Linked DNA regions of Homo sapiens: region 2 is linked to region 1. The links are chromatin loops, found by intact Hi-C in ENCODE. Cell type or tissue: ascending aorta. All regions are shown on one strand. Links, peaks and the distances in the headings refer to the core of each region. The heading gives the core; the rest is flanking DNA. Region 1 holds the start of TIA1 (TIA1 cytotoxic granule associated RNA binding protein). Region 2 holds the start of ANKRD53 (ankyrin repeat domain 53).

Region 1 (5,373 bases), core at 81-5,080:
TATTTTTAAAGTAACCAAGGCCAATTCAGACTCACTATACACGTATTTTTATTTTTTTACTGTGGAAAATTTCAAATTTATATATGGAGAAGAGTAGTATACATCACCCATATGCTCACTACAAATGTTTGAACTTATTAACTGTACCTTGAATACTCCTCAAAATAATCTTGCAGTATAAACTTTCGGGAAGTTTGTCTCAGAATATGATTCCAAAGTATTGGTGACAAGAAATCAAATACTGGTATTCTCTAACTTAACATGGAGATGCCGAACACTCAGATGTAGCAAATGAAGGAATTTCCAGTGAGCCATTTAGGTATGTGGGTGATAAAAATTCAGACTCTATTTTATCCTCAAGAAAGAGTAAAATCTTAATTCACTGCTTGAAATTCTACCAGATTTTTTTTTTTTTTTTTTTTTTTTTTGAGATGGAGCCTCCCTCCTGTTGCACAGGCTGGAGTGCAATGGCGCAACCTCGGCTCACTGCAACCTCCACCTCCCGGGTTCAAGCGATTCTCCTTCCTCAGCCTCCCGAGTAGCTGGGATTACAGGCATGCGCCACCATGCTCAGTTAATTTTTGTATTTGTAGTAGAGACAGGGTTTCGCCATGTTGGCCAGGCTGGTCTTGAACTCCTGCCCTCAAGTGATCCACCCTCCTCAGCCCCCCAAAGTGTTAGGATTATAGGCGTGAGCCACTGTGCCCAGCCAATTATACCAGTTTCTTAAACAAATGTATTGATTACTTACCATGGACCACACTAAGAACATATATTGAGAGGCTGTGTTTTTAATGTGCTAAGAACTCTGCTAAGAACATATATTAAAAGCCTCTGACTTCCAGGGTCATTAAAGCAAAAATCTTACATTAAAATTAAAAACACTATTAGGAAAACTTAGGGATTAGTACCCTCATGTTTGGTCAAGGTTTGCCTGACTAGAAAAATGGGAGTTTGGGTTGAGGGAGGTAGAAACAAGAGAAGACTTTTACAGTATGACTACTTTGAGGAAGAGTTTCTTGGATGGGGTGTATTAGTGAGGGATACAAGGCAAAATAAGTAATAAATGTAATAGTTAAAAGTTGAGGACAGGCCAGGCGCAGTGGCTCACACCTGTAATCCCAGCACTCTGGGAGGCCGAGGTGTGCGGATCACCTGAGGTCAGGAGTTCGAGACCAGCTTGGCCGACATGGTGAAACCCCATCTCTACTAAAAATACAAAAATTAGCCGGGCATGGTGGTGCCCGCATGTAGTGCCAGCTACTTGGGAGGGTGAGGCAGGAGAATCATTTAAACCCAGGAGGTGGAGGTTGCAGTGAGCCGAAATCGCATCACTGCACTCTAGCCTTGCAGCCTGGGTGACAAAGTGAGACTCCATCTCAAAAAATTAAAAAGTAAAAACAAAATTAAAAAGTTAAAAAGTTAAGTGGTCAGATACTTCTGCAGTTTCTAAAATTAAACATTTTCAAACTAATACTGAGAATATTAAGTTTACATTATAAAACACGAGCAGTGCCTTAACCCAAAATGCTGATGACTGTCATAGCTAAGAGGCAAGAGGGAAGAGATTCCACCAACACCGTGAGGCTAGTAGTTTTTTAGGGAGTATTCATCTACAGATACAATCTTTCCTAAAACAAAGGTCATGCACTAATTGCTACGTCCTACTGAAAAGATACTTTCTGAGCCTCAGGAATAGAGAAAAGAAATTTCAAGGTTACTAACAGATTAACTGACAATCTATTAAGAAAACAAGTGTAACCACATTTCCAATATAGACAAGAAATAGCAACTTAAAAGTGGAAAAATTTTGGAGGTAAAAAAACAATTACATCGTACTTCAGAGCAACTTTATTAGAGAGCTGCAAAGAGAAACCTAAAATTGCATTTTTAATGCATGGAGCTCTCAAACTGCCAGTATTCCAAGAATATAAACAAAAAGCTATGTCATCCAAGAAAAACAAAAAGCTATGTCAAGAACTCATTGAGCTTTTCTTCTTCCGAGAAATGCCAACAAAGGCAGGATCAACTCATCCGATAATACCTCGAAAAACAAAGAACGCAGTTGGGGAAGCCACACGACAAAGAAAATATCCACGCTCCGGTAATTTAACGCTATCTCTAAAAATTCTCTGTAAATATGTTAGGGCATTTACAGCCCGCTCGTTCAACACCATGTCAATCACAACAGTAGTAAACGACTATAAAAATAATATTAAATCCATTTCCCCTCAATTGATATATTCCTTCTGGGTGAGATTTCCAAATCCTTGGGGTGTCTGGTTAGGCTTTTTGGTCGGTGGGTGCTACAGAAGGAAAGCCAGAGGTTAAAGAAAAATGCTTGGCTTTTTTCCAATTGGCAACTGCAAGAATAAAGTTTACTGCACTGAAAATGAGTACAAGCACCCTCGAGGAGGAAAAAAAATCTTATCACCGAGAAGAAAATGAAAGGAAGAATTTCAGTAGGAAATCAAAAGTAAAATTAAAGGGAGACGGCTGTAAAGATAAGAAGAGGTTAATCAAAAAGGGGGAGAAGCGGGAAAAGGAAAGAAAGCATAGGACAAAAGGAAGGTTCGACGAGTTCTAAAAAGAGGTCTGAATTAAAGTCTTTTCTCCAGGTCTAAGACCACAGAGGGCCCGTGGCGAGAGCAAAGGTCATGCAATGGTGTTGCTAAAGTGAAGGGATTAATTGAGAGGGTTGAGCCCCGTCTCCCTTCACCTCGTCCTCACAGATTGGGTCTTGGTTGTAAGCATCCAGGTGCATGCTAAGGAAACAAAAACCACGATATCGCGGTGTCCACGGAGAACAATAGGCTGGGAGCGGCGCAGGGCCGAGGCCTTCCCTCCGGGACGACCACCATCCCGCCTCCCTCATCGCTGCCCCAGACTCACAGAGTCTTGGGCATCTCGTCCTCCATGGCTGCTGCTGTCGCGGCGGCGCCTCCAGGTCCAGCTCCCTGCCCTTCACTACCTCCCAAATCGTTTAAGCGGTTATGGCTACAGGATAGTGGGGTTTCTCGGCTGACCAGAGGTTACTCCGCCTCCTCCTCCGGCGGCAATTACACTAAACCGCCCGGCCCAGCGGGAACAATGAAACCCCAATACAAGATGGCGGCGAGCCGGGAGCCTAGGAGCAGCCAGCAAAGTTACCCGGGCCGCGCAGGCGCAGAATAATCTTGCACTCTCAACCTCCGGGCCGCCCGGCTACACCTTAATCCATAGGTTCACTTGTTGCGCAGCCGCTCTTCCACCCGACGCGAGGGACGCCTCAGACTGCGCAGGCGCAAGTATTAACTACTTCACGATTTGCGTGAACTTTTTTGTCTTCTGGCTGCGGATTCGAGTGTTTCGACCGCGAATTATGAGGGAGTGGAAACCTTCAGGGACAGTAAAAAGCCTAAATCTTTCCTCTTTTGGAAAGATATATAAAGACTCTTCAAGCTATCTGGTTTTTAGCGAGCGAGAAGCAAAACGCCTATGCGCCGCCCGGGAATCGAACCCGGGTCGCAAGAATGGGAATCTTGCATGATACCACTACACCAGCGGCGCTGTTGACATGCCCAGCCGCCACAGTATTTTAGGAGGAAATAGAAGCAGACGTTCTCTCATGTGAAAAGAATTGTCATGTATTATTTATTCATTTAAAAGTAAAAGTTTATTGACAGTCTGTAATCTTCTGTTTTCCAATAACATAAATAATTTATCTTTTCTCATCCCAAACATAGGAATGGATGTTTCAACTTTCTCTGTACAGAAAAAAAATTTCAATTTAAAATGTTTACTTAAGAAATAAGAAAAAAGAAAAAAAGTTTTACTTAAAAAAGTAAGGATTTTATTAAGAATTTGCGTCGTTGGTGCTAGCCAGATTTTTCAGCGCGGGGAGGATATTTCCAGATGCCAGATTTTTATTTATATTTGCATTTCTTCCGTGTATTGATTGCACATTGAAAAGCATTTAAGAAATAGCTGTTTAGGCCGGGGGCAGTGGCTCACGCCTGTTATTCCAGCACTTTGGATGGCTGAGGCGGGCGGATCACCTGAGATCAGGAGTTCGAGACCAGCCTGACCAACATGGCGAAACCCTGTCTCTACTAAAAATACAAAAATTAGCTGGATGTGGTGGTGGGGGCCCGTAATCCCAACTACTCAGGAGGCTGAGGCAGGAGAATCCTTGAATCTGGGAGGTGGAGATTGCAGTGAGCCGAGATCTTGCCATTGCACTCCAGCCTGGGCAACAGAACGAGGATCCGTCTCAAAAAACAAACAAAGAAACAAACAAAAAACCCCAGCTATTTAATGCAAATTGGTCACAAGAATCTTAAAAGTAAACAAGTCAAAAGATACATAAACTTCAGTCCAACTTTAGGAGGCAGAGAAATTAGAGCTCTGAAATGTGATTCAGTATACTCTGTATGCATTTCACATTGCTTATTATATATATATGTCACTAAAGTAATCCTATGTCTAGGAATCTATCCTACAGAAATAAAACAATTAATTTATAAAGATTTATGTGCCAAGATACAACTGCAGCATTGTTTACAGTAGAAAAAAATGGAGTAACCTGAATATCCATCAATGCCACTTATGGTAATTTATTCAATTTACACCAAATACATGTGGAACTTTTTCTTTTTCTTTCTTTCTTTTTTTTTTTTGAGACAGTCTCGCTCTATCTCCCAGGCTGGAGTGCAGTGACACAATCTTGGCTCACTGCAACCTCTGCCTCCCAGGTTCAAGCGATTCTCCTGCCTCAGCCTCCCTAGTAGCTGGGATTACAGACGTGCGCCACCACCTAAATTAGCCTAACTAATTTTTGTATTTTAGTAGAGACAGGGTTTTGCCATGTTGGCCAGGCTGGTCTTGAACTCCTGACCTCAGGTGATCTGCCTGCCTTAGCCTCCCAAAGTGCTGAGATAACAGACGTGAGCCGCTGCCCCCAGATGGAACATTCATTTTATGGACTATTTTGCAGTTATTGAAAAGCTATTAATCAGATCTGTAGTGTTGAACTGGAAAATATCTATGATGTAAGTTTATTTAAGTTGTAGAAATATTTTTTAAACATAGGAGAATTTACACATCGAAAAACGTGATGTCGGCTGAGCGGGGCGGCTCACGCCTGTAATCCCAGTCTTTGGGAGACCGAGGCAGGCAGATCACTAGAGCTCAGGAGTTCAAGACCAGCGTGGCCAACATGGAGAAACCCCGTCTCTACTTTAAAATACAAAAATTAGCCAGATGTGGCGGCACATGTCTGTAATCCCGGCTACTCGGGAGGCTGAGGTAGGAGGAGAATCACTTGAACCCGGGAGTCGGAGGTTGCAGTGAGCCCCTGGGCCACAGAGCAAGACTCCTCAAAAACAAAACAAA
Region 2 (5,373 bases), core at 56-5,055, 730 kb after region 1:
AGCACTCCAAGCATGATTCTTTAGTTTCACGTACCTGGCCATTTCTCTGGGGTGTACCACTCCTCCTGGAAGACAGCACAGGGCCAGGTTCCAATGTCCCCTGGGTCTTCACAGTGCCCCTAGCCCACACAGCTCTTTTCTGGGACTATCCCACTGGTTCTAATTCTTTTACCCAATAGAGGCTTTAACCTCAGGAGTTTTTACTAGTCAAGCTTCAGTTGAAAGTGACAGAAGCTCAATCTAAACTAGCTTAAGCTTCAAGAGGATCCTGGGGTGGTTTAGAGAATAGATGAGGAGCATCTGGCCTTGGGCACTGGCCCTGGAGTGTACAGACAGTGCCTCTCTAGGTTCTCCCCCAACTGCTCCCTGATGGACCTGCTCCCCTCAGCCTTCCATCTCCCTTGCCTGGAGCTGTAGAACCAGTTAATCTGGAGCCACACCCTTACCATCACCTTCCAAAGAAGAAATTGAACCCTTCTCTGGGCATTTTCTGCTGTCTGCCCTTCTCATGGTCCAGCTTCTGTTGTTCCACCAGGCGTTATCTGTTTGCCCAGCTGCATGGCTGTGACCAAGGGTCTTTAGGATAACACATTCTCTCCCCCCGGGGACTCTGCTAGTTTCCTGTTTCTTCCTCCCTTACTCTATTGACCCTTCTCCCTCAAAATCACCTGCAGCCTCTTGCCTCCCTGACTGAGGCAGAAAGGCCTTAAAGTGGTTCTCAACCCTGGCTACACACGAGAATCACCTGGAGAACTTTACAAATACCAATGCCCAGGCCCCAAACCAGATGAATTAATCAGAATCTGTAGGGGTAAGACCCCTGCATTGGTGTTTGTACAGCCAGGGTTGCAAAACACTGGTATAGAGATGTAAGATACCCCAGTTCAAGATAGTGAGGATGAACTTGGAGAGGTACTGAGATGCTCTCTCCAACCCCACCACATACACAGGGTCCTGTTGTAATTATTAGAATCCTAACACCCCAGAAGCAACAATAGCCCAGGAAATCTTCAAACTGTATCCCTGAAAAGCACTGTCACTTTATCTCAACTTGAAGCCAGTTGCTAAGGCCCTACCTGGGGCAGATAGCCAGCATGATTTGCTAGTTTTGAAGGTGTTTGCCAGGTATGCTGAGTCCTGGCTACTGGGGTTGGCAGACAAGTGCGCTCTCAGAAGACAGTACCCTGGAAAGGGAGAAACGTGATTCTGGGTGGATAATCTGTATTCTTGTCCCTCTCTGCAGGTCACTGTGGTCTTAGGGGACCTTCTGTCCTTTTCTTAGGGGAAATACCTGGAACGCTGGGGTACAGAGGAGAGACCATGGTAGGGGTGGAGTGATGTAGTCAGATATGCCCAGAGTTGACCCTGGAGCCACAGGAGCCTTCTGATAAACTTGGGGTCATTCCTGTTGAGAAGGGATGAGAATGTGGATGGCTCAGTAAGACAACACTGATTCAAGCAACAGTTATTGCTTAGCTACTCTATATTCTAAAAAGTCAAAAGGCAAACTGAGGAAAATATTGACAACAAATATAACATACATAAAGGGTCACTATGCTAATAAGTTTTACAGATCAGTAAGAAACACATTAAGGCCCTCAAAGAACCATGTGAGTAAAAGAATTCCTAGAAGACAAAACCACTGATAATTAAATGTTTAACCCTTGTTGGTAATCAAAGAGCCACATTAGAACATCATTTCCACTACCAAATTAGTGAACATTTACTTAAAATCCTAATATCTGATGCTAGCAATGGTTTGAATAGTTCTTCTTTGAGTAATAGCAGATTCACAGGTAGTGCTTCTCTGCTAGCACTGTTCTCATTGTTTGCATTCCTTCATTCCTTGTAAAGTAGGTGCTATTATCCCCATTTTGCTGCTGTAGCAACTTGTAGGGACCAGCCCCACAGGGTGGGTGGGTTTTTCTCCCCGTGTGCGGAGATGAGAGATTGTAGAAATAAAGACACAAGACAAAGAGATAAAAGAAAAGACAGCTGGGCCCGGGGGACCACTACCACCAAGAGGGCAGAGATCGGTAGTGGCCCCGAATGCCTGGCTGTGCTGTTATTTATTGGATACAAGGCAAAAGGGGCAGGGTAAGGAGTGTGAGTCATCTCCAATGATTGATAAGGTCACGTGAGTCACGTGTCCACCGGACAGGGGGCCCTTCCCTGCTTGGCAGCCGAGGTGGGTGGGGGTGGGGGCGGGGACAGGGGGAGGGAGAGAGAGAGAGAGAGAGAGGACAGCTTACGCCATTATTTCTGTGTATCAGAGACTTTTAGTACTTTCACTAATTTTGCTACTGCTATCTAGAAGGCAGAGCCAGATGTACAGGATGGAACATGAAAGTGAAACAGGAGTGTGACCGCTGAAGTACAGCGTCACAGGGAGATGTTTAGGCCTCCAGATAACTGTGGGCGGGCCTGACTGATGTCAAGCCCTCCACAAAAGGTGGTGGAGTAAAGTCTTCTCTAAACTCCCCCTGGGAAAGGGAGACTCCCTTTCCCGGTCTGCTAAGTAGCGGGTGCTTTTCCTTTGCATTGATGCTACCGCTAGACCACGGTCCGCCAGACCAGGGTCCGCCAGACCACGGTCCACTTGGTAACCGGCGTCTTCCCAGACGCTGGCATTACCGCTAGATCAAGGAGCCCTCTGGTGGCCCTGTCCGGACATAACAGAAGGCTCGCACTCTTGTCTTCTGGTCACTTCTCACTATGTCCCTTTGGTTCCTATCTCTCTATGGCCTGGTTTTTCCTAGGTTATGATTATAGAGCGAGGATTATTACAATATTGGAATAAAGAGTAATTGCTACAAACTAATGATTAACGATATTCATATATAATCACGTCTATGATCTAGATCTAGATCTAGTATAACTCTTGTTGTTTTGTATATTTTATTATACTGGAACAGCTTGTGCCCTCGGTCTCTTGCCTTGGCACCTGGGTGGCTTGCCGCCCACAGAAACTAAGTCAGATAACTTGCCAAAAGCCACACTGCTGATGTGCAGCGCACCCGCTTCACTGCAGGTGGAAGTGGAAGTGAATAATAACCTTCCTGGAAGGCAGTCTGCAAGCCCATATTGACAGCTGAAAAATATTCATTCCCTTTCACCTAGTGATTCGACTCCCAGGAATCCATTCTAAGAAAACAACCAGAGTTGAGCCATTTCGTTCTTGGCAGCACATGTGAAACAATGGCACATCCATTATGACGCTGGGCTCTGGTTGCGTCATAATGTACGTTTAGTATGTGGAGTGACAATGGGCGCTAGCTCGTAATATAATGCTATTAATAAACGAAAAGAGATACAAAAAATAGTCATGATATGCATATATATTGCAATAAACCATGATTTCTGTGCGTGGTGGGATGGTAATTTTTAATTTCCACATTGAATATTTCTGTTTTCTACTTATTAGTTTGATAATCGGAAACAAAAGCCAAGTGTCTTTGTTGTTTGTGTGTTTGATGCTGAGTTTCCCGGGCAGCAGGACTGGGAGGTTGAGTGGGGGTTTTGGCTCAGACCGGGAGCAGAGCGGCGGGTGGGGAGCGGCAGGCGGGCAGGGTCCCCGGAGGCCCCCGGGCTCTGCCCCTCCAGCTAGAGAGGCAGCCGAACCCTAGCGGCCTGGAAGGGGCCGGGAAACCGCGGCCAGCTGGCAAGGAGTGGCCCCCGGGGGCGGGGCGCCGGCGGGTGTGTGAGTAGCCCGCCCGGCCCGGGTCCGAGTTCCAGCCCCGCGATGGCCTCCGCGGGCAGCACCGCTCGGCGGGCGGGCTCCGGAAGCTGGCACTCAGAAAGGGGAGAAGGGAGAGGTGCTCGGCCGCAGCCAACTCCAAGTGGCTCCATGCAGCAGGCGAACAAAGTCTCCTTGAAGGCCACCTGGACTGACGCGGAGTCCAAGCAGCCCAGGTGGGTAGCGGGAGAAGGTGTCCCGGCTGCAGGGAGCGAGAACCCGGCCCAGCGCCTCCCTGGTGGGCAGGGCCTGGAGCGGGCGGGGGCGGAGGCTGCGGCCCGAGAAGCCAGCAGAGACAGGCTGGGGCCAGGGATCGCCTCCCGAGAGGTGCCTAGGCCGTGGCCCAGAGTCGCTTCCCCACTGCCCCGCCCACCAGCCAGGCGGGGGCCAGGGATCGCCTCCCGAGAGGTGCCCGGGCCGTGGCCCAGAGTCGCTTCCCCACTGCCCCGCCCTCCAGCCAGCCCCTGCCCGACCTCGCAGACCACCTCAGTGCGCAGGCGACTGCCCTCGCCAGGCCGCGCCGCCCTGCCTCGCTCACCCCGCCCCGCGCTGACCCCAGCCCCAGCAAGGAGTCCGACCAGACGGCAATCGACCAGACGGCGATCGGGAGCTACTACCAGCTGTTCGCAGCGGCTGTGGGCAACGTGGAATGGCTGCGATTCTGTCTGAACCAGAGCCTCAGGGAAATCCCCACCGACGACAAGGTAAGGTCTTGAGTGTTGGGGCAAAGACCGAGGTCCCTCTCCCGCTACGCTGCTCGGAGTGGTCACCTGGAGAAGAGATATCCTTTTCTGGGTAGATCTTCCTAATTTAACTCATCTTCTGGCTGTGGAAGGACCATTTTGGGGGCAGGGAGGTTGGGTGGGCTGATGAACACACACTGGTTAATTAGCAAAAGGGTGTGAGCATTCCTGGGGACACAGGGAAGAAAGTGAAGGTAACCCCAATAAATTTATATAAATTGTGGACCCTGGGACCTCAGTCCCACTCAGCCTCCTCCTGCCTGCTCTGAACCTCACAGGGCTTCACTGCCATCCACTTCGCCGCCCAATGGGGCAAGCTTGCATGCCTGCAGGTCCTGGTAGAGGAGTACAAGTTTCCCGTGGACCTGCTGACCAACAATAGCCAGACACCCCTGCACCTCGTCATCCACAGGGACAACACCACCGTGGCCCTCCCCTGCATCTACTACCTGCTGGAGAAAGGCGCAGACCTCAATGCGTGAGTCCAGCCTGCTTCAGGAGGGAGGCTTCGGGCACAGGCACGGGCACAGCCCTACTTCCAGGCAGGCAAATCCATGCAGGACAAGCAGAGGGGTTGCTGGAGGTGACAAGGATTGGGTCCCACATAAAGCAGTCAGGAATCCACATGGTGTAATAAAGAGACTGGGCTTTAGCCGGGCATGGTGGCTCATGCCTATAATCCCAACACTTTGGAAGGCCGAGGCAGGCGGATCACCTGAGGTCAGGAGTTCAACACCAGCATGACCAACATGGAGAAACCCCATCTCTACTAAAAATACAAAATTAGCAGGGCATGGTGGCGCATGCCTGTAATCCCAGCTATTCGGGAGGCTGAGGCAGGAGAATTGCTTGAACCCAGGAGATGGAGGTTGCGGTGAGCTGAGATGGTGCCAT

Evidence for each region. Peaks named below come from ENCODE experiments on the same cell type or tissue, not always from the same donor. Only the 100,000 strongest peaks of a DNase experiment are listed, where the experiment ranks them.
Region 2: it touches region 1 in a loop (6-fold over the local background); 1 of 110 quality-filtered maps calls a loop at or near these places.

What each region holds. Positions count from the first base shown.
Region 1 is chr2:70,245,513-70,250,885 of GRCh38, forward strand. It overlaps TIA1 (TIA1 cytotoxic granule associated RNA binding protein), which reads right to left and starts at 3,116. Exons shown (of 13, transcript NM_022173.4): 1 at 2,893-3,116. The coding sequence starts at 2,918. It overlaps TRG-CCC2-1 (tRNA-Gly (anticodon CCC) 2-1), which reads right to left and starts at 3,549; the gene lies at 3,479-3,549. RefSeq lists enhancers at 1,882-2,697, 2,698-3,512. In ascending aorta, for the core only: no CTCF peak of the experiment used is centred there; DNase peaks (open chromatin) are centred at 2,709, 3,189, 3,529 and 4,018; H3K4me3 peaks cover 3,624 bases; H3K27ac peaks cover 3,071 bases.
Region 2 is chr2:70,974,904-70,980,276 of GRCh38, forward strand. ANKRD53 (ankyrin repeat domain 53) reads left to right here and starts at 3,727. Exons shown (of 6, transcript NM_001115116.2): 1 at 3,727-3,912; 2 at 4,194-4,440; 3 at 4,758-4,957. The coding sequence starts at 3,743. It overlaps LOC105374795 (a long non-coding RNA gene), which reads right to left. Exons shown (of 2, transcript XR_001739534.2): 2 at 1-1,405. RefSeq lists an enhancer at 2,357-2,626 and silencers at 3,654-3,743, 4,104-4,163. In ascending aorta, for the core only: a CTCF peak has its summit at 2,646 (motif pointing left); DNase peaks (open chromatin) are centred at 2,128, 2,638, 3,188, 3,988 and 1 weaker place; H3K4me3 peaks cover 2,922 bases; H3K27ac peaks cover 3,413 bases.